Linked DNA regions of Homo sapiens: regions 1, 2, 3, 4 and 6 are each linked to region 5. A link is a contact called in ENCODE Hi-C or POLR2A ChIA-PET data. All regions are on one chromosome and are shown on one strand. Each heading gives the region's core, a stretch centred on a gene start or an enhancer-like site at or near the end of the contact. The rest is flanking DNA. Distances are from core to core; before and after follow the strand shown.

Region 1 (4,695 bases), core at 445-2,944, 970 kb after region 5:
AAAGAGGGCGGCCAAAAGCAAGAGCTAGCTGTTGTTTCACTACAACTATAACATGCCAAGGCACAAACAGCAGATTGTGGGACCCCCCCCCCTTTTTTTTTGGAGACGGAGTCTCGCTCTGTCGCCCAGGCTGGAGTGCAGTGACACGATCTCGGCTCACTGCAACCTCCACCTCCTGGGTTCAAGTGATTCTTCTGCCTCAGCCTCCTGAGTAGCTGGGACTACAGGCATGTGCTACCGCGCCCAGCTAATTTTTTTTTTTTTTTTTTGTATTTTTAGTAGAGACGAGATTTCACCATATTGGCCAGGCTGGTCTCAAAACTCCTGACATGACGATCCACCTGCCTTGGCGGATCGGTGGCCTGGCCACCGCGCCAGGCCAAGTTCAGGTTTTTAAAAGGGGTCCCACATCACTGCCTGTAATCCCAGCACTTTGGGAGGCCGAGGCGGGCAGATCACGAGGTCAGGAGATCGAGACCATCCTGGCTAACACGGTGAAACCCCGTCTCTACTAAAAAATACAAAAAATTAGCCAGGCGTGGTGGCAGGCGCCTGTAGTCCCAGCTACTCGGGAGGTTGAGGCAGGAGAATGGCGTGAACCCGCGAGGCGGAGCTTGCAGTGAGCCGAGATCGCGCCACTGCACTCCAGCCTGGGCGACAGAGCGAGACTCCGTCTCAAAATAAAAATAAAAATAAAAATAAAAACCTGAACTCACTTTGGTCACACACTGCAGTGGATCGCATTGACTCCTACAAAAGGCAATGAGACCACTGCAGGACTAACTGTTCCAAAAAGATTCCCTCAAAATCTGTCCTGGGGCCTATAATTCCTCAAGGTGTGAAAGGCTTTGGGGGCCCTCCTTAAAATGCTAATAGCTACTAACACCTTAGAAAATTTGCCAGCCAGCTAAACGTAAACCTTTCAGGAACTTCCAGGCAGACACCATGGGGGTAATGTGGAAGGGAAGCCTGGCTCGGCTACTCGAGATGATCACTTGGGTCGGCTTTAAGGAGCTTTCTGGCTGGCCCTAACCAACACTGTCGCGCCGGGAGCAGGGATCCCCTGGCGCCCTTCAGTCAGGGCGCTGGCCCACCCTGGGGCAGCAACGCACTCCCTTACCTCCGTGGTTCAGTCAGAGCTAGGAAGGTCCCTTTGTGCTTCCTGAGATCAACATCGCTCCCTTTTCCTGGGAAGGCAAAGAAAATGAGTTAGGGAAGCGTCTATCCCGCTCCTACCTCCTCGCCAGGCTCCGGGACGCTATGCGCTATCAGCATTGAGGTGAAGAGGACTAGGTGCCCGGGGCGATCCAGGCTCGTGTCCTCCCGCTGGAGTTTGAGGTTTGCCCTTCCCTCATCACCCTCACCCTCGTTCTTTCTCGGTTTCCCGCTTCCCTCTACGCGGCGGAGACCACCACCTTACCGCTCGCACTTAAGATCTCAGACCCACGCCGGAGGCCGGCTCGCTCCGCCCCTCCCCGCCCCCTTGTCCCCGCCCCGGCTCAGACGCCGCTCCCCGGTGCCTCTCGGCACCGGCTCACGCTCTCCAGGCCCACCTGCCCGGTCTCCACACGTGGGTAGCCAGAGCCCGGCCGAGAGCCCTGGCCGGGAGCCCGCGGGGGCCCCGCCCCCTGCCCGCCCCCTGCCCGCCCCGCTCGCCGTGCCGCCATGTTTACTGAGGGCGGATGGAGGGGCCCGAGTTTCTGCGAAGCCGCGACCTCGGCGTCCGGACGCGGGGAACACCGGGCTGAGGGAGTCTGCAGTCGGCTCCGGGAAGCCGCGCGGCGACGGGGGAGGCCTTCACTAAAGGGGAAAAGGAAGAGGGGGTCGGCCAGTATCCCCGAAAGAGGGCTAGGGCGCATGAAGACCAGCGCAGAGCTCCACGAGCAGGAAAAGCCCCCAAGCAGCCCCAGGGCGACTGGACCGGGCCGCTTAGGCCACGCCCGGGGAAGAGGGCCTGACGCGCTGCGGGGCGGGGCCGCGGGGCCGGGTCGCGCGAGCAGCGGAGCACCAAGGGAACGGAAAATGGCGCCTCACGACCCGGGTAGTCTTACGACCCTGGTGCCCTGGGCTGCCGCCCTGCTCCTCGCTCTGGGCGTGGAAAGGGCTCTGGCGCTACCCGAGGTACAGAAGCAAGTTTGAGGTCGGGCTGAAGCAGGGTCGCTGGCCAGCCGTGCGTCGCGCTCGCCAGCGGCTCCCCCTTCTCCTCGGCGGGCCTGCGGTTCTGATTTCGTCCCTGACGCTTCCCGACCCTGCCCAGCCAGGTCCTGTTCCCAAGTACTCACGTCGTGCAGGCCTTCGGCGCCCCAGTCCTGCCGACTTTCAAAGACCTGTGAAACTTGATTTCGCCCCTTAATTTTAGAATAACTTTAAGTTCTTTCTACAGACGGGTCCTCTGCCTCTTGTGTAATCTCTCTACGCACGAACGCCATATATCGTGCGGTGGTAGGGCTGTACTTTTGTAATGCTTGATGAGTTCTTTACGTACCTGCGGTCGTTTTACACCGCGCCAAACTAGGGCTGTCAGATTGAGAAGTCTCTGCAGAAAGCATAATAAATAAGTTCGAATAGTGATCTTCAGAGATGAGGACCTTCCCTGTGCGATATCTGGTACTGAAAGTGTCGGGAGCTGATTCGGCGCAGGACTCTGGAGGAAGAGATGGCATCTCCTAGCCTAGCCTGTTACAAGGGTGGGACACGAGCCGTTTATCCATTTATCGGCCCCGTGTTAGAGGAATTCTGGAAACGTGTACTGGCAGTTAATTCTTGATCGCCGTTTGTTCTTTTCTTGGCTTTTCTTTCTGGAGTTCTAATGTTTCTTTCTCTTCTGCAGATATGCACCCAATGTCCAGGGAGCGTGCAAAATTTGTCAAAAGTGGCCTTTTATTGTAAAACGACACGAGAGCTAATGCTGCATGCCCGTTGCTGCCTGAATCAGAAGGGCACCATCTTGGGGTGAGGGGAAGACATCCCTAGATGCTGGATACAGGCCATTCCTTAGCCTGGCTGCTTTTATACCCTTATATTATTTAAAGAATCCACCTATTATGGTTTCAGCTGTAATCATCACGCAGATGTCTACCAAAACTAGATCTCTTTAGTGTCTTTTTTAACCTTTCCACACTCCAGGTACATACGGGTACCTCTAGCTTCCTATTAAGCATTTCCTACTGAGTGCACCCTAACTTCAAACTCAAAATGTTATGTTTTGCTTCCATTCTCTTCTTTCCTTCATCTACCTAAATACTTCTCTGTATTAAGCTTTTAGAAAACCAACATTTTCCATTATCACTCTCTTGCTTTAATACTATATTTAGTATTAAATTTTGTCTCAGGACAAAATTCAAACCATTAAGTACCATACTAGTCCCAACCCACTTTTCCAACATTATTTCCAATTACTTGTCCGCTCAAACCTCCATAATGGTCTGCACCAGCCAGATTTGCCTGCCCTCAAAGGCATTCCACCTTTGTTCAGGCCTCTCTCCATACCTGAAATTGCCTTCCTCTACCAAATTAGGAAATATCCATCCTTCAATTCCAACATCTTTTGTGAATATTTACTACTACTAAGTTCCAGAGTAATACCTTTTTTAAATTATTATTTATTTATTTTTTTGAGACGGAGTTTCACTCTTGTTGCCCAGGCTGGAATGCAATGGCATGATCTCGGCTCACCGCGCCCTCCACCTCCTGGGTTCAAGCGATTCAGTAATACCTTTTTTAAAAACTTCCTGTAATCTTTAGTGTCCACTCAAATATATTTATACACTGTCCTGTGGTTTCTTTTATATTGTAATTTAATGTTTACAGTGCTTTTATTTTTGGGCAGTGCTCTTGTTCCTCTAACTACATTGTAAGCCACTCAAAGGCCAAAATACTGTGTTACATATTTTTAACATTCTCCCAGTGTTTGCAGTTTGTAGGGACTCAGTAAATATTTGTAGAATAAAGGAATGGATAGCAGTAGATATTGAAGAAAAAAATAACGTGGCATGATCCTTAATGTCCAGCAGTTTACAACCAATCTGTGGTAGAAAATACATGTGGAAAAAAACTTTGATTTATGTGACTTTTTTTTTTTAATTTAAAGGCCCTCTGTGGATCTGAAAATCATAATATGAGATTCACTAATGTAGACAAGAAACACAGATTTCTCCCAATAGATGCATAACCGATTAGAACAGTGCTGGCGGATAGAACTTTCTGTGATTATGAAAATGTTCCGAGCCAGGCGCGGTGGCTCATGCCTGTAATCCCAGCACTTTGGGAGGCCCAGATGGGCGGATCACGAGGTCAGGAGTTCAAGACCAGCCTGACCAACATGGTGAAACCCCGTCTCTACTAAAAATACAAAAATTAGCCAGGCGTGGTGGCATGTGCCTATAATCTCAGCTACTCAGGAGGCTGAGGCAGGAGAATTGCTTGAACCCGGGAGATGGAGGTTGCAGTGAGCCGAGATCGTGCCACTGCACTCCAGCTTGGGCAACAGAGTAAGACTGTCTCAAAAAAGGAAAATGTTCCGTATCTGTACTAACCAGTACAGTAGCTACTAACGTGGTTATTCCATTTGCACTTGAAATACGGCTAGTGCAAATGAGACACTGAATTTTTAGGTTAAATTAATTTTCTTCTATAGAGTCAGGGTCTCATTCATATTGCCCAGGCTGGTCTTGAATTCCTAGGTTCAAGTGATCC
Region 2 (5,048 bases), core at 1,201-3,700, 810 kb after region 5:
TCTATTTCTAGTTTTCTGAGTTTCTACTTTTCATGAAAGGGTGATGAATTCTGTCACCCTTTCCTGTATCAATTGAGATAATGTAGTTTTTTTCCTTCATTTTATTAATGTGGTATATTACATTGATTTATTTTTCTTTTTTTCTTTTTTTGAGATGGAGTCTTCCTCTGTCTCCCAAGCTGGAGTGCAGTGGCCGGCTCACTGCAGCCCCTGCCTCCTGGGTTCAAGTGATTCTCCTGCCTCAGCCTCCCGAGTAGCTGGGATTACAGGCGTGCACCACCATGCCCAGCTAATTTTTGTATTTTTAGTAGAGATGAGGTTTCACTGTGTTGGCCAGGCTGGTCTCAAACTCCTGGCCTCAGGTGATCCGCCCACCTGGGCCTCCCAAAGTGCTGGGATTACAGGCGTAAGCCACCAGGCCCGGCCTACATTTATTTATTTTTCTTATGTTGAACACCCTTACATTCCTTCAATAAGTCTAACTTGGTCATGGTTTTCTCCTTTTAATATGCTATTGGATTCAGTTTGCTCGTATTTTGTTGAGGATTTTTGCATCAATATTCATAAGGGATGTTGATCTGTAGTCTTCTTGTGGTCTTTTGGTCTGGCTGTGCCATCAGAATGATGCTGGCCTCATATAATCAATTAAAAAGTGTTCCCTTCTTTTCTATTCTTTCGAACAGTTTGAAAGGATTGGTGTTACCTTCATTTAGTGATCTGAGAGAAAAAAAAGGACTGGTGTTAATTCTTTAAATGTTTGGTAGCATTCACATGGAAGTCTTCTGATCCTGGACTTCTTTCTGTTGAGAGGTTTTTGTTTGTTTGTTCGTTTGTTGAGACGGAGTCTCGCTCTGTCGCCCACGGTGGAGTGCAGTGGCACGATCTCGGCTCACTGCAACCTCCGCCTCCTGGGTTCAAGGGATTCTCCTGCCTCAGCCTCCCAAGTAGCTAGGATTACAGGCATGCGCCACCACGTCCGGCTAATTTTTTATTTTTAGTAGAGAAGGGGTTTCCATGTTGTCCAGGCTGGTGTCGAACTCCTGAACTCAGGTGATTCACCCGCCTCGGCTTCCCGAAATGCTGGGATTACAGGCGTGAGCCACCGCGTGTGGCCTTTTCTTTGAGACAGAGTCTCTCTCTGTCTCCCAGGCTGTTGTGCAGTGGCGCACTCTAGGCTCACTGCAATCCGCCTCCCAAGTTCAAGCGATTCTCCTGCCTCAGGCTCCCGAGTTGCTGGGGATTACCGGAGTGGTAGGAGCTCACTACCACTCCCGGCTGCTTTTTTTTTTTTTTTTTTTTTTGAGACGGAGTTTCGCTCTTGTTGCCTAGGCTGGAGTGGCGCGATCTCGGTTTACTGCAACCTCCGCCTCTCGAGTTCAAGCGATTCTCCCACCTCAGCCTCCGGAGTAGCTGGGATTACAGGCGCGCGCCACCATCCTCTGCTAATTATTTTTGTATGTTAGTAGAGACAGGTTTCACCATGTTGGCCAGGCTGGTCTGCAACTCTTGAACTCCGGGGATCCGCCCACCTCGGCCTTCCAAAGTGCTGGGATTACAGGTGTGAGCCACCACGCCTGGCCATGAATGTGATTTTTTGATATTGAATAATAAAAGCTATGCAGATCTTCTATATTCTTCTATCTAAATGTTGACACAACTTTATATCTAGAAACTTCGGATTTAAAGCTCAGCCCGAGAGAACCCATCAAATGTTGGAGCTGCAAGGGGCTAGAAAGCATCACCAGACCTGGATTCGCGGGCGATGTTGGCTCAAGGTAGCACAGGACGTTGGCCCAGAGCTGGAAATTGAGGCCAGGTCTTCCGGCACACCCACCCCACAGGACGACCAAGCAGGGCTTCACAGAGGAGTTGGGGGTTAGGTTTATTTCTGTTGTTAAAAACCCGGTGAACAAAAGGTTGTGGAAAAAACACATGCAAAAGACAGGCGAAGGTGTGAGCTGGATAGGGACAAAGATGGGGGAACCCGTGGGGTCACTCCTTGACCCCACCCGGGACACCTAGACATCCACAGTGTCGGGGGAGGGGCCCCAGACCAGGCAGAAGACCCTTCCCCGGCCCTGGGGAACCCAAGATTTCCGAGAGTAAGCGGACCTGTGCAAAGACCCACAAGGGAGGCCAGTGGCCTGTGCTGGGCACTGTACAGCCGCCCCGACCCCGACCTCACGTGGGCCTCGGAGGCTGCAGGGACCTACCCGGCCGCGCGCCGCCCACCATCCCAGGTCTACCGCAGGGGAATCCCCCAGGCTTGCGAGCGCTTCCGAGGGCAGGAAAGCCTGTACTGCAGCCCCGCCGCCCTCTCCTGGCGCGTAGCCCTCTCCCCGAGCCCTCGGGCCACGCCGCCAGGCCCGCGATCCCAGGGCGGCCCGGGGGGTTCGGCACAGCCCGATAATGCGCCGCGCCGAAGCCTGCAGCACCCCGCGGTCGCCGTCTCTCTTGCACTGGTCAGGACGAATAGAGCCTGACAAAACCTGAGTTAATTGGCCGAGCGAATGTCGTTCGCGTCAGGAGAGCACGTCCGGAGAAGCCAAGGGAAATGTGGAGCAGGAGCAGCCAAAGTGGCCCATCGGCTCTCGAGCAGGGTTTGCGCGTCGCGGTCGCAAAGCCCCTGTGAGTGCAGGTACCGCGGCACAAGCGCTGCCCCGGAGCTCCAGGAGGCGGCGGCGGGCTCGGCGTTCGCGGTCCAGGAGAAACCACCGCGGGGTGTTGGGAACATTTTGTTAAAAAGCCGGGAAGCTCAGGGCCGGTGTGGCCTCCGTTCTGGCCTGAGAACCCGGACTTTGGGCAGCTTCTTTTCCTTGCCTTTGGGTCTCCGGCTTTCTCAGCTCTGTGAGGTCCCATGGGTCTCCTGCCCTGGCAGGTTCCTTCAGCTGGAGAAAGCGGGGGTCATGGCTGGATGAGGTTGCGGTAAGCATTAGAGGGCTATCAGCAGCATCTTATCGCAGCGGAGCCTTCGATAGCTCAGTTGGTAGAGCGGAGGACTGTAGTGGATAGGGCGTGGCAATCCTTAGGTCGCTGGTTCGATTCCGGCTCGAAGGACTTCGTCTGTAATTTTTAACCTCAATTTAATTCAATTATCCCATAAGGGGAAAGGCTTGGAGGCCTCCTGTGACTTAGCATTCGTACTGCCGTCAGTCCATAGGGAACACCGTAGTATGTAGTATACGGTAACGCTCTTTCTGCGTTCAATGTACATGTGGTAACGTGTTTTAGAATGTTTTCTGCTTAAGCACACGATTATATGCTTGATTTTTAGAATCTTGCACATGGATGCCACTGTATTGTACTCTGCTAAATAAATGTCCTGAACTGTGGTTGATCCACTGGTCAGTGAACAGTGCAGTGAACCTGTAAGGCAAAGGGAAAGAACTAAGCAGCAGGCGGGGGATTAGCTCAAATGGTAGAGCGCTCGCTTAGCATGCGAGAGGTAGCGGGATCGATGCCCGCATCCTCCACTCAGCTTTTGCGTCCGTCACACTACAGAACACAAAACGGGAGGGATTCCCGGCGCAGTGGGCTACGTGTTTCATTTTAGAGACACAAGACTGTTAAGCGATAAGGAGTTTCACACGATGTCTTTTTATTTCGCAGTTGAGTCCCAGTTTCTGCCGCTTTATCTTTCCCGCCTCCCGGCAGGCAGGCCGTTAACCGTCTTCCGGAAGACGCTGCTAGAACCCTCCGGCCGCTCCTGCCCGCCATCGTCCCCGAACGACACTCGCTCAGGTACCCACTAACGTGCGAGGAACCCTGAGAGCTGACCAATGGTAGCGAGCTTTACTGGGCGGGTCGCCAGCTGCAGCCACGGCCAATAGGCGAGAGACTTCTTGTTTCCTGGCAGAGCGGGGTCCCGGCACCGCGGCGCTCGGGTGTTTTTGGGGGCCCGGGTGGAGGGCCCGGGTGCCGGGGCCCAAGGTGCGGCCTCGCTAGCGGGAGAGGGAGCGGGATCACCGGCCCGGAGAGAGGTGAGGGGCTCTGCGCGGACTACGGGCCCCGCCAGCCCCGGCCCCGCCAGCCCCGGCCCCGCCCCCTTCTCTCAGCCCCTTGAGCCCGAGCCCCTCGAAGGCCACCCCGCACCCCGCTCCCGACCTGGCTTACGCGGTCCCGACCCCGCCCAGCTCCGTGGCCTCACCTCTGACTCCTAGGCCCTCCCTGCCTAATCCCCTGCCGCGGGAGCCCGTCTCGACCCCTTCCATGCCTCCCAGTCCCACCCTGCCCAGGGCAAGCCCGCTCGGTGTGACGGTTCCCCGCGAGTCGAGGGTGGAGAAGCCAGCCTCCTTCCCCCGAGTGGGACTCTAGCAGCCCACCTCTTTTAGGGGTGCTGAGAACACCCATTACTCATCCACAGCTACTAGGGTAGCTTTCTCAGGGTGCAGTGCTTACGGGGCGGAGGGGGATGGAAACAGACCCATGCCCTGGCTGGAAGGGAGCTCCAGTCGCTAGGTGAGCCCAGTAGCCTTTGGCTTGGCAGAGGCACCACTGTTATAGTTTTTCTCCATACTAGGCATAAGGTAGGAACAAAAAAGGAAGAACCAGCCCTTCCAGGGCTCAGGGGAGCAACACCAGAATGTCCGCTCAGTACTTGTGAGGACAGAGGCTGGAGAGAGGACTACCCATTTACACTCAGAACCTCGATTCCTCTCTCTGCTCTGTGCTGGAGAGTGCAGAGCCAGAGATCCAGAACGGCCCATCTCTAAAGGTGGCCATGTATGGTGGTGAGTGTATCTTGGCTAGGTTTGGAAAATCTGACCTCTCTGATTATATTCTCTAATCTTTGGGCTGCAAAGCAGCTGAGAGTTTAGTGTTTTTCAACATAGTTAAGCCACTGAGTTTTATTTGGGAACAGCCAAGCTAAAGTAAAATGGGGTCCCTTTAGGTCATTTACAACCCTTAGTGTTGGGGTACAGAATGCTGCTTTCTCTTGGCCTTTGCTGGAAGACCACTTCTATGTTTTCTAAGAGGGAGACAGCCTTTTGTTTCATAGGGCACTCCCTAAGAATAGCTCTTATTTATCAAGAGATACCCAGAAAACT
Region 3 (4,957 bases), core at 690-3,189, 830 kb after region 5:
TTGGGTCCAGTCCCTCACACCACCCCTCACTTCTGTCCCCTCATTCCCATTTCTGTCATTCAGAATAATTTTCTGCTTCCCTACTCCTTTTGAGCACAAAGACTAAATGTACTTCCATTAAGAATCTAGTCCCTGATTTTTTTTTCCCCCACCATGGCCAAGTCTTCAATCCAAAGCAAAAGAAAACAACTTTTAGTCAGGGCCTAAGGTCTAGGAGCTGGCTGGTTCCAGCGTCAAACCACTGTGCAGTAACCAACTTGCCCATCCTTACCCATCTTCATCTCGCTCCACTTCTTTCACTTCCCAGCCCCTGGTTAGCAGAACAGAAGAGGAGGAGAGTTTTCACAGCCCTGATTCCTCTCTCTTTTCTGTTGCAGGCTGCCTCAGGCCAGGCCCCCACGGCCCCGCTCTGCCCCTGCCTTTTCTCCTATATCCTGTAGTCTATCTGACTCCCCATCCTGGAATTGTTACAGCAGGGGTCCCTTGGGCCAACCTGAGGTTTGTTTTGTCCCTAAATCTCCCCCACTGACTGTTTCTCCCCGGGTCTGATAATGCCTTTATGTTCAAGCCCAGGATATAGCCCCAAGATGGGGTAACAGTGGGAAATATGCTAGTTCCCCTCCAGGCCGCTGATTCCATGTGACAGCCGTTAAGTCCTTGGAATGCCAGCCACGCTGTCCAAGGCATTACAGAGTATCACCTTGAGACAGAACAAAACAGGGACCTGCCACCCCTTCCCTCCCTCCGCAGCACAAGATTTTGGGACCACAAAAAAAAGTCTATATTTTTATATTGGGGGGAGGGAGTAGAAAAGCAAGCCCCTATACTGGGCCCTATTCAGTGGCAGCTTCTTGTTCCATAGGATTAAGGAAGACTCTGAGGAAATAAAAGTTGTTTGGAAAAATCCAGGTGTAGTTGCTTTGTATGTTGTGATGGGTAGAAGGGATGAAGTGAAGTGTGAAGGCCCCTCATACCCTCCATCTTGCCTCAGACTATGTCCTGGAACCCTAGAAAAGAGGGGGAAAGACCTGAGGTAAGGAAAATGCTGCAGCTTTCCTCTGGGGAATCCTTCAGGAAGTAACGCCCATCCATGTTCCCTTTATACTTGTGACCCACACTTAAGGCTGGCTCCAAAGCCCCCCCTTCCTTCTCTATAGTTTGGGTCAGCAGCCAACCCCTGGCCTCAGAACATGGAAACAGAATTCTACATCTGTCACCCCCCTCACCAAAAAAAATCTGCCCAAATAAGGCCTAAACAACCTGGGGAAAATGAGGGCTATTTAAGAGCCCAAATCCTCATACTTGGATGGTTCCCTCGGTACCTTCGTTCCTACCGGTGTCAGTGCCTCCTTACAACTATACTCCCAACTTGGGCATCTACCTACTGGAGACTGTGAGGGTTAGGCAACCCACTCCCATTCTAGCAGGGAACAGGTTACGGGGAGAGGACAGCGCGCTCTCTCTCTACTCTGTGCAGACAAAGGGGCCCAGTTCTGGACTGTATCATGCTTGGCCCGACACTTTCTGATTGTAAGTTTCGAACCCTGCTAGCCCTGGCGCGGCCTCGCCACTCAGCTCTGGGGACTGGGCGCTACAGCCCCGGGCCGTTACCTGGGGCGGAGAAAGCGCCACTTTCATTCCTGCTTCTTGGGATTGTTGACGGCCACGTAGTGATAGAGAACGACAAGCAAGAAGAGCGACACGCCCAGCATGTTGGCGAAGATGGCGAGCTGCACGTCCGTGATCATCCTGCGGAGAAGAGAGGGGCTGAGCTGCGGGCTGGCGCACTCCTCGCCCTCGCAAGAACCCGTCCTCGCCCCACGGGCCAGCCACGGCCACGGCCACGGCGGGGCTGGCCCGTGGGACGGCCCCTGCGTGCCTCTGACCTGACCAGTCCGGCTCGGCTCCGACGCCACCAGCGAACAAGCCCGAAGTCAGAGACCTGGACCGGAACTTCGTAGCGCCAGCTCAGGCCCGAACAAGCCGCTTCCGGCGGGGGGCGCGGTCGGGACGGCCTCTCTAGCCCCGCCGTCTCGTCGGCTCCGCGCGGCGCGTTACGGCCGCGGCTGGGGCGGGGCCTCGGGCGCGGCTGCGGTGGGAGGTCCAGCCGTAGGGGGTGGGGCGGGGCTGCGGACGCGCGCCTGGGCCCGGCACCGCACAGCTGGCTGCAGCTGGCGTGGCTCGGGACGCGGCTAGCGAAGCCGTGGTGGCCGCCTCCCCGGAGCCGAGGAGTGGGCTGGGGCGAGGGTGCAGCGGCGGGGCCGGCGGGATACTCCAACCCCCTTCCGGCCCCGGCCCTCAGTACTGCTGCCCACCCTTCGCTTCCCGGCCCGGCCCAACCAGGTGCTTCCTTTGGGTCCTGCCCTCAGTGCCCTCTCCCTGGCCCGGACGGCGGGGACAGGGGTAGGAGGCGTTGTAGAATGGGGACAGGGCTGGTGCTGCCGGGTGCTCCTTTCTCCGGCGCCATCCTTTGTGACCCACATGCAACCAAGTAGAACCATCCTGCCTTTTGTGATCTGACCAGGTTCTGTCTTAGCCGGGCTCCCTCCCTCCACCCTACCCCCCGGAGGTGGGCGTCGGAAATAGGGCGGACCCTCCCGGAATCAAAACCCAAACCGTGGGACTTCGGCCAAGTGGGAAATCACCCCCCGGATGTGGGGGAGGGAGAAGGGGAGGAATGGAGAAGAGGAGGAAGGGCTGGGACAAGCAAGAGGGGTCCTGGGTTCAGGACAGATTAGGTCGCCGAAGAGAACGAAGAGCGGTGGCTGCGGGTAGCCGAGGGTCTCTGGCGAGGGGAGAGGCACCCTGGAACTCTCCAAGCCTCTGCCCAAGCCAGAGCTTTCTCCCCCCTCACTCCATGCTTTCTCTCAGCTTCACCATAAAAGGGAACGGCACTGAGCCAGGCCGGGGCCGGGGGCTGGGCTGTTGCTCTGGAGCTGTCAGGGGTAATGGAAGCCAGTTGCTTTGCGGTAGAGGGGGGCCAGGGCTCAGGGGAGGCCTCTGCTTCTCGGAGCCAAAGAAAACTCTACAGGAGATGCTATGGGCTTGGGACAGGGGACCAGTTTCCCGCCTGTGTGCACTGAGCTGGGGATGCACTATCCCAAAGTAGCCTTCCCGGGCCTGGGACCATCAACAGCTTGTCACCCAAGGGCTTCAGCCCCGTGGCTTCTAAACATAATCCCTGCCTTTAGTAGTCTGTAGTTCCCGTGGCCTCCCCGCACCTCACCACCAGCCCCCACTCAATATTTCCCAGAAGCTTGATATTTAGAAAGCCGAGTCCCCTCCACACAACACTGGTGAAACCCCAGACAGGTACTCCCTTATGCATCCCTCAGTAAGCGGTCTGTTTCCAGCTCCTCTCTGGGAGAGTAAGGGTCTAGGTCTTAAGGATTACACGTCATTATGCTTCATGTCTCCTGGAAATTTGAAGCAGATCCAAGTCCAACCAAACACTTAGGTCTACTGTTGAATCAGAACTAGCCCTCCCTTTTAAAAATAAGCTCTACCTTTAGGCCAGCCCTGGAAGTTAAACTTTCTAGACTGAAAATGACAGGAAAGCAAGCCTTGAAAGTGCTTAAAACCAATTGACCCAGGTGCATAGTATCCTAGACTATCAGAGCCGAAAGGGGCCTTCAAAATCATCTTATGAAGAAAGAAACTGGCCAGGCATGGTGGCTCATACCTGTAATCCTGACATTTTGGGAAGCCAAGGCGGGAGGATCACCTGAGGTCAGGAGTTCGAGACCAGCCTGGCCAATATAGTGAAACCCCATCTCTACTAAAAATACAAAACTTAGCTGGTGGTGCATGCCTGTAATCCCAGCTACTCAGGAGGCTGAGGCAGGAGACTTGCATGAACCCAGGAGGCGGAGGTTGCAGTGAGCCAAGATTGTACCATTGCACTCCAGCCTGGGCAACAGAGAGAGACCCTGTCTCAGGGAAAAAAAAAAAAAAAAAAAAAAGGAAGGAAACTGAGGCCCAGAAGGTAAAATTTCACCAAGTTTCTAGAAACTGGTGAAAGAGCAGTGTCACCTCTTCCTCCTACCTCCACTCCATGTTCCAGGTCAAACTGTGGACTCAGTAGGTTGTCCTAGGGTTAGGCACAAGAAGGAAAGGATTTATTTTAGGACCACCCAGAAATTCATTCACCTCACAGAACTTCCTGTGCCTAGGTCAGTGGGTCTTTATCAGCTTTGGATGGGTCATTTGGCCCAGTGCCTGGAAGAACTGAAACAAAAAACAGTCTATGAGACTGAACTAGACTTAACTAAGAACTGACAAATCTCGAACCAAGCTTGGATAAAAAAACTACGTGGGAAGTGAGACAGGCACAGCCTCATCCTGGGGGGATTTGGGAGGATGTGGAGGGAAATGACTGGGGGGCACTTGTGGAGCTCAATCTCTGTGATTAGTGTGACATTTTCAAGGAAAGGACATGAGGCCAGGATTAGGCTCAGGAGTGAGAAAGCAACAAGACCTGGGAGAAGGGGAACTGGGTTCAGGGAGGTCGGCTACTAAAGTATTAAACCTGGAGGAAGAGCTGAAAGGAAAAGTAAAGTGCATCTCTTTGGAGAAAAGTGGGCTTTTGCTCAAGACTCCCCACAAACTTGAAGTCCCATGTGGATTGGCATGACCCAAGGCCCAAATCACTTTTTTTTTTTTTTTTTTGAGATGAGTCTCACTCTATCACCCAGTCTGGAGTGCAGTGATGCGATCTCAGCTCATTGTAACCTCTGCCTCTCAGGTTCAAGTGATTCTCCTGCCTCAGCCTCCTGGGTAGCTGGGATTACAGGAGTGTGCCACCACACCCGGGTAATTTTTGTATTTTTAGTAGAAACAGGATTTCACCATGCTGGCCAGGCTGGTCTCCAACTCCTGACCTCAAGTGATCCGCCTGCCTCGGCCTCCAAAAGTGCTGGGATTACAGGCGTGAGCCACTGTGCCAGGCCCCAAATCA
Region 4 (4,656 bases), core at 544-3,043, 570 kb before region 5:
TAATTTGGCAGACAAAGTAACCCAACAGGCACTGCAACCCAGGTTACTGAAACAGCAGCCTGGAGCTCCAGAGTTCAGAGATTCAACCAAGGCAGAGCACAGGTAGAATTCCAGCCCTTACAGAAAAGCAGAGGCACCAACAGCCTCGCACTACAGGTCTAAGACCCAAGAACCAGGACCAAAATGAAAAAGTGTTCTCTAGACAACACTACCCTCTTCCTTCTCAAGTAATAGAAAAAGCCAATGGGAGAAGGAACAAAATGGGATGATCTCAAGCAACAGGCCAAGGAGCAAGCTCTTGAAGGCCAACATGAAAGACACATGGGAAAGTGGTAGCATGGCCACAGAAACCAAGACCTCGCCGCCTTAGCCATTGCTTTAACGTGCCCAGACCTCAGAACCGGGGTTGCCTCGCATAGCAAAAAAAAAAAAAAAAAAAAAAAAAAAAAAAGAGGCAGAGAGAGAGAACTTGTGGAACAGGAGAAATCCAGCAACCTTCCCTAACACTAGAGTGACTGACACTGCTCCATGGCAAATGTGGCCAAACCTTGCTTGTCCATTCATTCATGCAATAGACACTTATGGCTCAACCGCTGTGAGCCAGGCAACATTCTGAAGATTTAGCAGTCAATAGTCATGGAGCTTATTTCTAGATGGGAAGGAAGGAAACTTCCTTTCTTTCCAAACGTCTTTTTTCCCCATCTAAGAGCCCCCTTTAAATGTTACCCGTAGGAGCCTTCAAAACTCTCCCAAATTTCTCCCATAGGCTTCTTTTGACCTTTCTGCTTTATCCCCAAAACCACGCAATTTATGGCTCCAATTTCCCAATACTGGGAAAAGACAAAAGAGACCGAAAGTAAATAGGGCATGCGACATAAAATTCGACGCTCCTTTGTATTTCATGTGCATATCTTCACAGCCACACTGTCAGCACCTCAATAACATGACGGTGTTCCATACTATTTCGTGGCCCCAGTGCTGACTACGGGTCTCTACCTACGGTAGCTGGAAGGTCTTCCTAATCCCAAGGCCTGGCACAGGAATTTAAGGGCAAGTATTCGTCACCGGCATCCTCGTCTCGGGACACTTCTTTCCTGTCCAGGGTGACCTCCTGGACAGGTTCGCTATTAGGCGCCTCGGGAAACAGTGATTTGGGGTGATCTGAAATAAATACCCTTCCCTCTGCCAGGGCCTGCCCGCCTCACCTGCCCTCTGCCAGGACCTGCCTCACTCGCCCCTTCAGCACCTAACGCAGAGCCGCCTCCAGGCGAGCCGGGCTCGGGCAGCATCAGCCCGGCGCCGGGCCCCCGCTCGCGCCCGTGCCCCGGCGCGTTCCGGACCCCGATACCCCTCCCGGCCCGGGATCCGCCGCATCCCCTCTGCCTGTCCCTCCGGGGCTAGCCGCGCCGTCCCACCTCGCAGCCGCGCGCGGTGCAGCGGCCCCGGCTCCCCGCGCCCTCCCCGACTCCTGCAGCGCCGCACCCGCAGGCTCCCGGGTCCCCAGTCCCGGCGCAGCGCGAGCTGCCGTCCCGCACCTCGCGGGCGCGAGGCTCCAGCCCAGCTCGTCTCCCCACAGCCCCGGCGGCGGCCGCAGACCCCCACCTTGCTCACTTCCCCGCCGGAGCAGGGGTCGTCGGGAAGGTCTCCTGCGGCCTCACTCCTCCGCACGCTCCGGCCCAGCCCCCTCGGCTGAGGCAGCGGCAGCGCCTACTCAGGCCCCGGAGCCACCCCCGCGGCGAACGTTCGCAGCGCCCGGCTCGCGCCGCTTCTCCGCCCGGCACGCGCAGCGCCCGCCCCCGGCGCGAGGGCGCGAGGGCGGAGGGCGGAGGGCGGATGGGCGGGCGCGCGCCCAGCGCGAGCGCGCGGCCGGGGGCGTGGCTTCCGCGCGCGGGGAGGGGGCGGGAGCGGCCGAGCAACCCCCCTCCACCCCGCCCCCGCGGCCGCGCCCCGCCCACCGGTCGCCGGCGGGTTCCGGGCAGGCGGGAAGCTGGCTCCATCCAGGCTTCTCCCGCTCGCTGGCGTCGGGCCGGGTGTCTTTCCATCCGCAGGTATCCGTCGGCGGGGTGCCCGGCCCGACGTGACTACCCGACAAAGAATGCAAAGAGCCACCCCGTGAATCATTCTCCGCGCCTGGGTCACAAGCCTGTGCCCGAGTGACCCCCGTGAACTCCGCAAGCTAGCCCAGCCGCGGCGTGCGCCCCGCGCTGCACCAGGTGCCTGTGGGCGCACGATCACGGTCACGGCGCCTGGGCTCGAGGCGCCCCAAACTTAGCGGGGAAAACAGCCATGTACACAACCAAGTCCGATGACCCGTGCAGAGCCAAGCCACGGTGCGATGCTGGCACAGAAGCTAGAGACGACTTCTGCTTGGACGCCGCAGAGGGCTAGAGGCGGCATTTATGGTCAACCTCGAAGGAAGAAAAAGAAGTCCTAGGAGGAAAAAGGGAGGACATTAGGGCTGGGAAAACAGTTTGGGCAAAGGAGCCGGGGCAGCCAGGTTTACCATCTCAGCACCAGCTTTTTTGTGTTTTACTGTTATCCATCTTTTATAGAATTCTTTCCAAACTGTGAAATACAGGAGATGGTGCCAAATTAGAATATAGCAAGGACTTTTTGAATGGTTCAAATGGTCATTCTCAACGTTACTTAAGACTCAAAACAGCAACGTCCTTTGGGGGCTATTGGTCAATGATGAAGGCTGTAAGCTCCAGAGCTAAGCGACCCCAGGCCTGCATGCTGGGAGTATGGTTTTCACTGCTTTTTGGCACCTTACGGTAAGGCAGATCGTGCCACCTCCTGCTGCTGCCTGCCTGCCTGCCTGCCTGCCTTTAGAACACCCTCTTCCTCCTCCTCTCCTCTTTTTATTTTTAAACTCCTATGGTGAAGGAAATGCTGATAACCAACTTTGTTAAATGGGAACAAATAGGTTCCTCAAAAGATGAGCATTTTCTGGCCTGCCGCGGAGGCTCACGCCTGTAATCCCAGCACTTTGGGAGGCTGAGGCAGACGGATCACTTGAGGTCAGGGGTTCGAGACCAGCCTGGCCAACATGGCGAAACTCTGTCTCTACTAAAAATACAAAAATTAGCCGGGCGTGGTGGTGTACGCCGTAATCCCAGCTACTTGGGAGGCTGAGGCAGGAGAATCGCCTGAACCTAGGAGGCAGAGGTTGCAGTGAGTCGAGATCGCACCACTGTACTCCAAGTCTGGGCAAGAGAGTGAGACTCCGTCTCAAAATAAATAAATAAAGATGGACATTTTACCTTTTACCTTACATATATGAAGTGTGTGAATATTTTCATGCTTGAGGAGACTTATCTCTTGTAGGCACGGTCTTGGCTATGTTTTGTACATATTAAGATACTCAGAATACAGGTAAGAGACCTCTAGCTTCTTTATTTGCCCTTTTTGAGCACCCCCTATGTGGAAGGCATTGAGAGGGGTAAAACATTGATTCTGTTCTTTGGAGAAAAGATGTGTAAATAATATAAAATAAATGTGTAAATATCGCTTGATATGTTCGGTTTATTGATTGAAACCAAGGTAATTTCAATATGTGGACTAGACAATCCTAAACCATAAGGGAATTAAATACTTCAAGGACACTGTATTGGCATCTCTCCATCTCTGTTCTCTATTTCTTCACCTCCCACATCCTCAGAAAACTTTTCAAACACCTTTCAATCATTCTCCCCCTCTCACTCCAAAATTACCAACTTCTCTTTACTTGTCTCTTTCCTTCATCATCTATTCATGTTTAAGCTTTTCCTGTCCTCAAGAAAAAGGAAGAAACCCTTTCGCTGTCCCTCTAGATTCTGCTTCAGTTACTAGTCCCTCTCTGAGTTTTCCTTCATAAATATCTTGAAAGTCATCTACCCTCATCTCTACCTCCTCAGCAGCTCCTCAGCTCCTCAAACCTATGTAGTTTCTGTCCACACCACATCACTGCATTGCTCTCAGTCATGAATGGCTTGTTGGATCCTAAATACCACAAGCCATCTCTGAGTCCTCATATTGTTAGAACTCTCAGTGACATTGAACAGAGTAGCCCACTCTTTCTGAAACTCCCTTGGTGTCATGGCATGACTCCTGTCTTAACCCCTGTGACCACTTCTCAGTTTCACAGATTCTCTCCTCAGCTGGTCTCACGCCACACATTCTCCCTGGACCATTCCATCCACTCCGCTTCTTTATCTACCGCATATCAGCAACTCCCAAGTGCACTCTCTCTAGCTCAGGCCACTCATCTGGGTTCCTTATTCACAAAAGCCCGCCAGACTTCTCCACCTGGGTGTCCTAGAGGTACCCCACGTTCTACATGTCTAAACTACTGTCCACCCAGTTGACCAATTCAGAAACTGGGGGGCCATTCTTGATTCCTTCTTCTCCCACCACCCCTCTGCCCTGACTCCATACCCAACAACCACTAAGTCCCATTGATGCTTCCTCATAAATAAATAACTAGAATCTTTCCCTCTTAGCCCACCTCCCCTAAACTAATGCAGCAGCTTTGTTTGTTTGTTCTGGGACGGAGTCTCGCTCTGTCACCCAGGCTGGAGTGCAGTGGCACGATCTTGGCTCACTGCAACCTCCGCCTCCCAGGTTCACGCGATTCTCCTGCCTCAGCCTCCTGAGTAGCTGGGATTACAGATGCCC
Region 5 (4,633 bases), core at 826-3,325:
CTGGAGTTAATAATATTTACTGAGTGCTTACTCCATGAAAAACTGCTTGATATCTAAAATAACTCCTTTTCATCACACAAGGTGGTATTATTCCCCATTTTACAAATGAGAAAACAAACACAGAAATTAATTGCCCAAGGTCATCAGAGGGTAAAAGGCAGAGCCAGGTCCAAACCCAGAAGTCAGACTCCAAACAATGTTTTTTTTGTTTGTTTGTTTGTTTTTGAGACGGAGGACCAGGCTGGAGTGCTGTGGCGCGATCTCGGCTCACTGCAAGCTCCGCCTCCCGGGCTCACGCCATTCTCCTGCCTCAGCCTCCCGAGTAGCTGGGACTACAGGCGCCCACCAACACGTCCGGCTAATTTCTTGTATTTTTAGTAGAGACGGGGTTTCACCGTGTTAGCCAGGATGGTCTCGATCTCCCGACCTCGTGATCCGCCCGCCTGGGCCTCCCAAAGTGCTGGGATTACAGGCGTGAGCCACCGCACCCGGCCCAAACAATGTTTATTAATTGCTCTGTCATGCTACTTCTCATGCAAAGGAAATCCATCATCTCAATCATTCATTTTGCAGATGAGGAAAATAAAGCCCATTTAGTTTAAGGCATTTGTCCAAAGTAACACAGCTAGTGACTAGAACCACGTGCCCTGGCTACCACTTCCGAGTGACATCAGCTGCCGATCCATAAGAAATACCTTCAAACCAATGCAGGGGTAAGATAAAAATTACACGTTACTTTTCAAAAGTGTTGTGAAAATAGGGGAAAAAAACCACCAAACCTGTAAGGAAACATAACCGAAGGCTAACCGTAGGTAAGCATATGAGTAGTAAGACAATGGGTGATTCGTTTTTTTTTCATCTCTTTCCTCAATCCTTACAGCATTTCAATGTTCTATAATGTGCTTATGTTATAATTGGCAAATACATGCTACAGTTTTGTGGAGACTAAAAACAGCTGTTGAAAAAAGGGAGCAGAAAAATATTCAATCATTAAAAAAATCCCCTTACAGTAAGGGATTTCAGCTACTTGTCTAAAAAAAGCATACTACTTCAGCGGTTCCGGAAGAGGGAAGAGAGGTAATTCATATTACAAATTAAATTAAAAGTTAAAATTTCTAGTTAAGTAACTTATTAAGCACAACATGCAATAAAACGTTGTCCACTTTTGACTTTACAGATTTGGGATGGAAAGAAAATGCAACGTTTCCTACAACCACCCACTTTAACCCTTTCACTGCCAGTTTGAAAAGGAAAAACACTAGCTAATACAGGCTGACTGGGAATCATCAGATTACAAATCGTTCTCAGAACGATCTAACATTTTATTGCTTAAGGTAGAGGTATTAGCGTATTTTTAAAGTGTGTCTTCCAGTAAGTTGCAGAACTTCCCGCTGAAATTCAAAATACTATACGTTCACACTGACATTACTGAAACTGCAAGAGTTGAGCTCCCTACTTGATTGGGGTAGTAAGCACAAAAATGGTTTTGAGGGAACGGAGCAGGGAGGGGCAGTGATCTGCAAGGCTGATTAATCCCATACAAGACAGCGCTTGTTGCGGGGTAAGGTGCTGTTTTTAAGACAGCTCTTGTTGCGGGGCAAGGTGCTGTGGAGCCACAAAGATGCGACAGAATGGATCCCGATTCTCCTGGAACTCCGGATCAAGAAAATATGAGGGGCGTGAGCCCAGAAGTGCGACGCAAGAGACCCGCGGAAAGGTGACAGAACGAGTGGCACCAGACTCAGAAAGTTGGGGAGTTAGGAAGCCTGAAATCGCCGCAGGAGTCGTGAGAGGGGAAGTGACAGTCTCTTCAGAAGGTCACGGGAAACCGGGTCCCAGGGCAGTATCCCCACAGAGGGCTGCGTCTCCGGGCTGGGGCAGGCGGCAGCGAAAGGGAGACGCGGCTCCGGGGCCACCCCAGTCCCGGCAGGAGTTCTGCCCGGAGGTCTGGGATGCCCTCGGCCAGGCCTCACCTCGGGAGCGGAGGATCCTGAAGGCAGAAAAGCGGCTGAGGATGCCAATCGCCCGGCAGGCCACCATCTTGAGCTGAAGAGGACAGCAGTGGAGAGCGCCTCTAACGGGTGCGGCCGAGCGGAGGACTTTTCTCCCGTAGCCTGGCAGCCAGGCGCCTGGAGCACTGCCTGACTAAAACCCAGATGCCGAGTGGCCGCCGGCCCCTTAGCCCTGCCCCTCGCTCCTGGCTAACATGGCCGAAAGGTCGTATTCTCCGGGGGAGGACGGGGGCCCGGAGAGGAGGGGGTGGAGTGCCTGGTTTTCCAGTCAGGCGGCCGGAGGGCAGCCCTCAAGAACGGCCCTGACCGCCCGCGGGGTGAGGGGCCCTTTCTGGGCAGGACCCGCCCCTTGGTCCCGCAGAGCCTTGGTACTTGGACCTGAACCTTGCTCCGAGAGGGAGTCCTCGCGGACGTCAGCCAAGGTGAGACGGCGAGCCCTCAGCTCTCCGCCCGGGCTTTCCCAAAGGCGAGATTCCACTTCCTTCCCCGCAACTGTCGCCGGTGCCCCCGGCCCCCTCCCCTCCCTGGGAAAGTGGGAGTTGAGGGAGCGGAAGGAAACTCCTCGGACAAGGTCGGCAGTGCTAGCTGCAGTTAGGACAGTGACTTGGACTAGCGTTCCAGCTGAAGTTCGGGACAGTAGTGTCACCTGCGCCCTAATTTATCATCACAAGTTAACGAAGTCTGGGGGTGTGGGGGTGTGTGTGTGTGTGTGGGTGTGTGTGGGCGTGTGTGGGCGTCGGCCTTAATGTAACCCTGGTCTGCGTAGAAGTGTGTGTTGTTTCGCCTGCTTCCCCTGTACCCAGGTCGGCGGCTATAGAGATTGTGGACGGCGCCATGGGTTTGCCCGATTTCTGCTGTAAAGAATAAGACTAGGTCAGGTGACCTTTCGGGGCTTGAGTGTGGGAGGAACGGAGACAATCCTCCATCCGGCTCCGTTATCCAGATAATCCTGCGCTCTCGGGGGTTTTCCGATCTGGATGATTATCTATCTGGTCGTTCACACCTCAGCTCACTTAAGCGGTGAAGAAACTGCCTACGAATCAGAGAGAGTGATTTTACCCATGGCCATATGTAGTAGAAATAAGACTGGAGCCTAAGTCTACTAACTCCTAGTGAAGAGTTCTTCATTGCATGGTAGCTGTTTTTGTGCTGGAATGATGGGCTGGAGTCCTGGAATAAAGTGATTGATTTCAAAAGGAAGTCACATTGAGAGCCTGCTGTGCTCTGGTCACCTTCATACCTTTTTGTTTAGTCCTCACATTCCCCAAATTATTATCATTTGCATTTTCTAGATGAAGTTTGGGAAGCTCAGAATATATACATTTTCTAGTCTGTGACAGACCTAGCATTCAGACATAAGTCTGAGTCTCACTACTCGCCAGACTGACAGCTCTGCAGGACAGGAAACAAGGGGCATCGAAGTTAAGACTGAAATGAGTATAGAGACAGAGTAGAGAGGTTTCTGTTTAAAGCTCAAGTTGCATAGTGAGTGCTCATCATGTGAGCACTTTAAGCAGAAACTGGATGACCTGACCACTTCTGAATAAATTGCAAAAAGGATTCTTGATAATCTTACAAGGTTTTTACAGTTCAGAGCCTGCCTCCTGCCCATGTAATGCTTTCTTCAACACCTAACTGCGTGTAACACTTATTATTTAGGTCAGAAGTGGTAAATTTTGTTGTTGTTGTTAAAGGTCCAGACAGTAAATAGTTCAGGATTTGCAGGATCACTTTGGTCTCTGTTATATATTGTTTCTTTTGTTTTGTTTTGTTTACAACTTTTTTTTTTTTTTGAGACAGTTTTGCTCTTGTTGTCCAGGCTGGAGTGCAGTGGCGCGATCTTGGCTCACTGCAGCCTCCTCCCGGGTTCAAGTGATTCTCCTGCCTCAGGCTCCCGAGTAGCTGGGATTACAAGCGCACACCACCACGCCGGGCTAATTTTTTGTATTTTTAGTAGAGACGGGGTTTCACCATGTTAGCCAGCCTGGTCCCGAACTCCTGACCTTAGGTGATTCGCCCACCTCTGCCCCCCAAAGTGCTGGGATTACAAGTGTGAGCCACCACGCCCGACCTTACAACTCTTTAAAAATGTGAAAAACTATTTTTAGCTAGAGGCCCGTGTGTTGTAGTTTGCCAATCCCTGATTTAGATCACTCATTTGGCTCCATTTTTTTGCTCCCTGTGCTTTCTCTACAAAACTAAGCTCCATCAGGGCAGAAATGTTATAATGTTTCTTTGATCCCTAAGCACTTTAGTCCAATGGTTTATATAGAGGGAAACAGTACATTTGTATCACCATCTCTACTGGTAATAGCAAACACAGGTATACCCCTAACTGTGTATCAAGCACTGTTTTAAGTGGTGTGTGCACGTGGGTGTGCGTGCGTGTGTGTGTGTGCGCGTGCGCGTCCTATGTGGTTAAGTAACTGGCTTAAAGTCATACAGCTAGGGTGAATCAGGATTTGGACATAGTCTGGCTTTAGTTCTCTTAACCATTACGTTGTGTTTCAAAGTTGTAATAATGAGCTGTTAGAGCCACCCCATCTTGCTTTTGTTTTCATTACTTGCCTAGACTCTTCTTCCTTTCCCTTGCTCCCAGGTGCCTGCAGCTTCGTGTATCT
Region 6 (4,501 bases), core at 1,392-3,891, 540 kb after region 5:
AGCCTGGTGACAAAGTAAGACTCCATCTCAAAAAAAAAAAAAAAAAAAATTAGCCAAGTGTGATGGTACATTCCTGTTAGTCCCAGCTACTCAGGAGGCTGAAGTGGGAGGATTGCATGAGTCCAGCAGTTCAAGGCTGCAGTTAGCTGTGATTGCACCACTATACTCCAGCCTAGACAATAGTGCAAGACCCGGTTGTGGGGCGGGGTTAATATATATATATATATATATACACACACACACACAACATAGAATTTACCATTTTAACCAGTTTTAAGTGTACAGTTCAGTGGCGTTAAGCACGTTCACAGTGTTGTGCAACCATCACCACCATCCATATCCAGAATTTTTCATCTTCTCAAACTAAAACTCCCCACCTATTAAATACTAACTCCCCATTCCTCCCTTACTCACTGGCAACCACCATTTTACTTTCTGTCTCTATGAGTTCCGTTATTCCAGGTACCTCATACAGTATTTGTCCTTTTTTTTTTTTTTTTTTGGAGACAGAGTCTTGCTCTATTGCCCAGGCTGGAGTGCAGTGGCACAATCTCAGCTCACTGCAACCTTCCCCTCCTAGGTTCAAGCAATTCTCCTGCCTCAGCCTCCCGAGTAGCTGGGACTACAGGCCCGTGCCACCACGCCCGGCTAATTTTTTGTATTTTTAGTAGAAGCGGGTTTTCACCAGGTTAGCCGGGATGGTCTCGATCTCCTGACCTCATGATCCACTGGCCTCAGCCTCCCAAAGTGCTGGGATTATACAGGCATGAGCCACCACACCCGGCCTTGTCCTTTTTTTTTTTCTTTTTTTTTGAGAGAGGTGCCACTCTGTCGCCCAGGCTGGAGTGCAGTGCCACAATCATGGCTCAGTTCAGCCTCAACCTCCTGGACTCGAGCGATTCTCCCACCTCAGCCTCCTGAGTAGCTGGGGCGACAGGCATACATCTGCACGCCCGGGCTAATTTGTGTGTGTGTGTATCTTTGGTAGAGGTGGGGTTTCTTTCTTCCTTCTCCTCCTTCTCCTTCCCCTTCTCTTTTTTTTTTTTTTTTTTTTTTGAGACAGAGTCTCACTCTTGTCGCCTAGGCTGGAGTGCCGTGGCATGATTTCGGCTCACTGCAACCTCCGCCTTTCAGGTTCAAGCAACTCTGCCTCAGCCTCCTGAGTAGCTGGGATTACAGGCGTGAGCCACAGCACCTGGCAAATTTTTATATTTTTAGTAGAGACGGGGTATCGCCATGTTGGCCATGCTGGTCTTGAACTCCTGACCTCGGGTGATCTGCCTGCCTCGGCCTCCCAGAGTGCTGGGTTTACAGGCGTGAGCCACCACGCTCGGCAAGATGGAGTTTCGCCATGTTGGCCAGGTTGGACTCGAACTCGAACTCAGTGGTTCCGAACAACTTGGCCTCCCAAAGCGCTGGGATTACAGGCATGAACCACCGCACCCCAGCCCAGCATTTGTCCCTTGGTGGACTGCTTTATTTCACTTAGCATAACGTCCTCAAGGTTCATCTATGTTGCAGCAGGTGTCAGAATTCCCTTCCTTTTAAAGGCTGAATAACATTGTGGTATACACCCCATTTTGTTTATCCGTTCATCTGTTGGTGTGTATTCAGGCTGTTTCTGCCTTCGGGCTGTTGTGAAGAATGCCGCTATCAACATGGGTGTGAGAATATCTGTTCAAGTCCCTGGCTATATTTAAATTCTTTTGGATATTTAGCCAGAAGTGGAATTACTGGATCATCTGGTAATTCTATTTTTGATTTTTTGAGGAACCACCAATACTATTTTTCACAGCAGCCGCAGCATTTTACACTCCCACCAGCAATGCACAAGGGTTCCATGAAATCACTAATTTTATAACATTTTTCCTGATTACATGTTCACTGTAGAACATTTAGAAAATGCAAGAAATAAAATTTAGAAAATTAAAATTCCCCTTATTCTACATACCGGGACATGACTTGAATTTTTATTATCCCCAACAAAGGGAAGAGAGCATTTTTTTGGGACGATTGCGTTGCTATAGTGCCGAGGCCTGCCCTGCCCGGACCTTATTCTCAAAGCCCCGCCGATCCCGCCGTCCCCGCGACCCCAAGCGTCAGCAAAGTTTATGCAGTTGAACTGGATTCTGAGTATATCTGTGGATAGTTCCTGGGAGAGTCGCAGATACGACACGGGGTTGTCACATTCTCTATGGGTCTGTTTCCTCATCTTTAAAAGCCATCTCTGCGTTGCTAAGGCAAAGCATAAAATGTTTGAGGAAAGCGACTTTTCTAGAAAGCACGTTCTACAAACACACCATCCACGTTCCAAACTGAGCTTCGGTGTTTTGACTGGAGGGCACCTGAGGACGTCAGTACGGTCCCGCAAAGACCAGCAACCAGATTGGCAAGCAGGGGGCAGGAGAATTTCCCGCCCCATCTCTTTAGTTGTCTATTGGTTGATTTTACCATCAGTCTCCCCTGTCCTCCTATCATCGCCGCTATATTTGTGTCTCGGTGCATACTCTCATTGGCCCTACCTGCAGTCGCTCTACGTAAGGGGCGTTCCAGAGTCAGCCACTGGGAGTCGCTGGATTCGGGTTTTAAAAAACGCCGGCCGTGAAGTGGGCGGAGCGAGCGATTTGAACGCGAGCGGCGCGGACTTCTGCCAAGCACCGGCTCATGTGAGGCTCGCGGCACAGCGTTCTCTGGGCTCCCCAGAAGCCAGCCTTTCGCTCCCGGACCCGGCAGCCCGAGCAGGAGCCGTGGGACCGGGCGCCAGCACCCTCTGCGGCGTGTCATGGGCCCGCGCCGCCGGAGCCGAAAGCCCGAGGCCCCGAGGAGGCGCAGCCCGAGCCCGACCCCGACCCCCGGCCCCTCCCGGCGGGGCCCCTCCTTAGGTAACCGGCCGCGGCCCCATCTCGAAGAGGAGAAAACCGAGGCTCGCAGGCGGAGCCCGGATCTCCCGAGTCCCGATCCCGTGGCACTTCCCTGTTGGGGGACAACGCGGTTCCGCCGTCCGGCATCCGCTCCGGGCACGGGCGGTGCCAGCCCTGCGAGGGGCTGGAGCAGGCGGTTCCGAAAGCGGGAAGGGACCGGCTTAGCCACTTGGCTCCTAACGCCGTCTTCTTGTTAGGACTAGTGGTTACCCAGCGCCCACCGCCCACCGCCAACCAGGCATTGCCTCCCACTGTTCGTGCGTTATCTCAGCTTCATATTGTGCCCATTTTACAGCTAATGAGAAAGCCGAGGCACAGGCCAGAGAGCTTGAGCAGAGTCACACAACTTGGTGTTCTGGCGGACACGGGATTTCCAATCCTCTGTGTTTGTGCATTTTTAAATTGCAAAAGTATTGACTGCTTTCGGTGACGATTTCAAACAGGAGTCCTCTTAGGAGGTGTCTTTCAGGGGTTTTTTTTCCCTTCCGGGAGAGGCTGTTAGGCCTTGAACCGAGGCCCTCTGCGCTGCTCACTCTGTTGCCTTCCAGAGCTTGTGTCCGGGAAAAGGGGCCGAAGTCTGTGTCTTAATTGTCTATGGTGGGCTGGTGGATGGGAGACCCAACGGCAGGAGGAGGCAGATGCCTGTATGGTACATGGTGGCAACAGCTGCTTTACTTATCTCTTAACTCTTGCTACGTAGCTATGAGGAAGATGGGAAGTGTATTGTAGTTTATTTGTTTCATTGCTTTTTGTAGAGACTGGGTCTCCCTGTGTTACCCAGGCTGGTCTCAAACTCCTGGCCTCAAGTGATCCTCCTGCCTGGGCCTCCCAAAGTGCTGGGATTGCAGGCATGAGCCACTGTGCCTACAGGCTTTTTTGGGTTTTTTGTTTTGTTTTGGAGACGGAGTCAGGCTTTGTCGCCCAGGCTGGAGTGCAGTGGCGCGATCTCCGCTCACGGCAAGCTCCGCCTCCTGGGTTCACGCCCTTCTCCTGCCTCAGCCTCCCGAGTAGCTGGGACTACAGGCGCCTACCACCACGCCCGGCTAATTTTTTGTATTTTTGGTAGAGACAGGGTTTCACCGTGTTAGCCAGGATGGTCTTGATCTCCTGACCTCGTGATCCGCCCACCTCGGTCTCCCAAAGTGCTGGGATTACAGGCGTGAGCCACCGCGCCCGGCCGGCTTTTTGGTTTTTTGTTGTTTTTTTTTTGAGACCCATCGCCCAGGTTGGAGTGCAGTGATGCCACGAGGGTTCACTGCAGCCTCAACTTCCCAGGCTCAGGTGCTTCTCCCAGCTCAGCCTCCCGAGTAGCTGGGACTACAGGCATATGCCACCATGCCGGCTAATTTTTTGTATTTTTAGTAGAGGTGGGATTTTGCCATGTTGCCTAGGCTGGAGTAGGTTGTTTCTAGATGTTGCTGTTGCGAATGGGATTTTTTTTCTTTCCCAAAACACGAGGATTTAACCTTTGCTTCCAGCCAACTTGCTGAATTCTCGTTCACCCTAGTCGTTTTTAGTTGCTCCAGTTGGAATTTTTAAGTAGACTATTATGTCATCTGCAAATAACTTTTGAATCTTCC

What was found. A loop is a pair of places that touch in the nucleus more often than their neighbours do. ChIA-PET counts read pairs that join two places held with the same protein, here RNA polymerase II (POLR2A). Pooled maps may share reads with other maps.
Region 1: a loop to region 5 is called in a map of CD8-positive, alpha-beta T cell, with 6 times the contacts of the local background. The contact joins the promoter of ATRAID here to the promoter of HADHA in region 5. A Hi-C loop is called at or near these places in 1 of 168 maps with a recorded cell type or tissue (CD8-positive, alpha-beta T cell), 1 of 37 single-sample maps with no recorded cell type and 9 of 50 pooled maps. POLR2A ChIA-PET finds 5 or more read pairs at or near these places in 1 of 52 experiments (WTC11).
Region 2: a pooled map shows a loop between it and region 5 (13-fold over the local background). The contact joins the promoter of AGBL5-AS1 here to the promoter of HADHA in region 5. A Hi-C loop is called at or near these places in 3 of 37 single-sample maps with no recorded cell type and 7 of 50 pooled maps.
Region 3: a loop to region 5 is called in a pooled map, with 6 times the contacts of the local background. The contact joins the promoter of OST4 here to the promoter of HADHA in region 5. A Hi-C loop is called at or near these places in 3 of 37 single-sample maps with no recorded cell type and 8 of 50 pooled maps. POLR2A ChIA-PET finds 5 or more read pairs at or near these places in 1 of 52 experiments (MCF 10A).
Region 4: a map of CD4-positive, alpha-beta T cell shows a loop between it and region 5 (5-fold over the local background). The contact joins the promoter of DTNB here to the promoter of HADHA in region 5. A Hi-C loop is called at or near these places in 2 of 168 maps with a recorded cell type or tissue (CD4-positive, alpha-beta T cell and CD4-positive, alpha-beta memory T cell) and 12 of 50 pooled maps. POLR2A ChIA-PET finds 5 or more read pairs at or near these places in 2 of 52 experiments (OCI-LY7 and activated T-cell).
Region 6: a loop to region 5 is called in a map of naive thymus-derived CD4-positive, alpha-beta T cell, with 28 times the contacts of the local background. The contact joins the promoter of CENPA here to the promoter of HADHA in region 5. A Hi-C loop is called at or near these places in 4 of 168 maps with a recorded cell type or tissue (HepG2, gastrocnemius medialis and naive thymus-derived CD4-positive, alpha-beta T cell), 4 of 37 single-sample maps with no recorded cell type and 13 of 50 pooled maps.

What each region holds. Positions count from the first base shown.
Region 1 is chr2:27,210,347-27,215,041 of GRCh38, forward strand. ATRAID (all-trans retinoic acid induced differentiation factor) reads left to right here and starts at 1,695. Exons shown (of 7, transcript NM_001170795.4): 1 at 1,695-2,121; 2 at 2,831-2,952. The coding sequence starts at 2,023. It overlaps SLC5A6 (solute carrier family 5 member 6), which reads right to left and starts at 1,922. Exons shown (of 17, transcript NM_021095.4): 1 at 1,674-1,922; 2 at 1,121-1,187. RefSeq lists an enhancer at 1-576 and silencers at 1,359-1,678, 1,869-2,118.
Region 2 is chr2:27,047,814-27,052,861 of GRCh38, forward strand. AGBL5-AS1 (AGBL5 antisense RNA 1) reads right to left here and starts at 2,451. Exons shown (of 2, transcript NR_046730.1): 1 at 2,367-2,451; 2 at 1,870-2,191. It overlaps TRY-GTA2-1 (tRNA-Tyr (anticodon GTA) 2-1), which reads left to right and starts at 2,969; the gene lies at 2,969-3,057. TRA-AGC8-1 (tRNA-Ala (anticodon AGC) 8-1) reads left to right here and starts at 3,401; the gene lies at 3,401-3,473. AGBL5 (AGBL carboxypeptidase 5) reads left to right here and starts at 3,855. Exons shown (of 15, transcript NM_021831.6): 1 at 3,855-3,980. RefSeq lists silencers at 2,236-2,445, 3,148-3,442, 3,846-4,285, 4,306-4,355 and enhancers at 2,606-2,895, 3,066-3,295, 3,610-4,109.
Region 3 is chr2:27,069,715-27,074,671 of GRCh38, forward strand. OST4 (oligosaccharyltransferase complex subunit 4, non-catalytic) reads right to left here and starts at 1,940. Exons shown (of 3, transcript NM_001134693.2): 1 at 1,887-1,940; 2 at 1,612-1,749; 3 at 758-1,007. The coding sequence starts at 1,748. The coding sequence ends at 1,635. It overlaps AGBL5 (AGBL carboxypeptidase 5), which reads left to right. Exons shown (of 15, transcript NM_021831.6): 15 at 378-904. The coding sequence ends at 549. RefSeq lists enhancers at 1,419-1,658, 3,089-3,148 and a silencer at 1,709-2,408.
Region 4 is chr2:25,671,784-25,676,439 of GRCh38, forward strand. It overlaps DTNB (dystrobrevin beta), which reads right to left and starts at 1,794. Exons shown (of 21, transcript NM_021907.5): 1 at 1,603-1,794. RefSeq lists silencers at 1,243-2,172, 1,537-1,831 and an enhancer at 3,980-4,189.
Region 5 is chr2:26,242,557-26,247,189 of GRCh38, forward strand. It overlaps HADHA (hydroxyacyl-CoA dehydrogenase trifunctional multienzyme complex subunit alpha), which reads right to left and starts at 2,076. Exons shown (of 20, transcript NM_000182.5): 1 at 1,974-2,076. The coding sequence starts at 2,040. HADHB (hydroxyacyl-CoA dehydrogenase trifunctional multienzyme complex subunit beta) reads left to right here and starts at 2,383. Exons shown (of 16, transcript NM_000183.3): 1 at 2,383-2,434. RefSeq lists enhancers at 1-432, 1,918-2,598, 2,453-2,552, 3,411-4,138.
Region 6 is chr2:26,783,415-26,787,915 of GRCh38, forward strand. It overlaps CENPA (centromere protein A), which reads left to right and starts at 2,642. Exons shown (of 5, transcript NM_001809.4): 1 at 2,642-2,882. The coding sequence starts at 2,783. RefSeq lists enhancers at 1,043-1,812, 2,074-2,173, 3,264-3,313, 3,374-3,423 and a silencer at 2,824-2,933.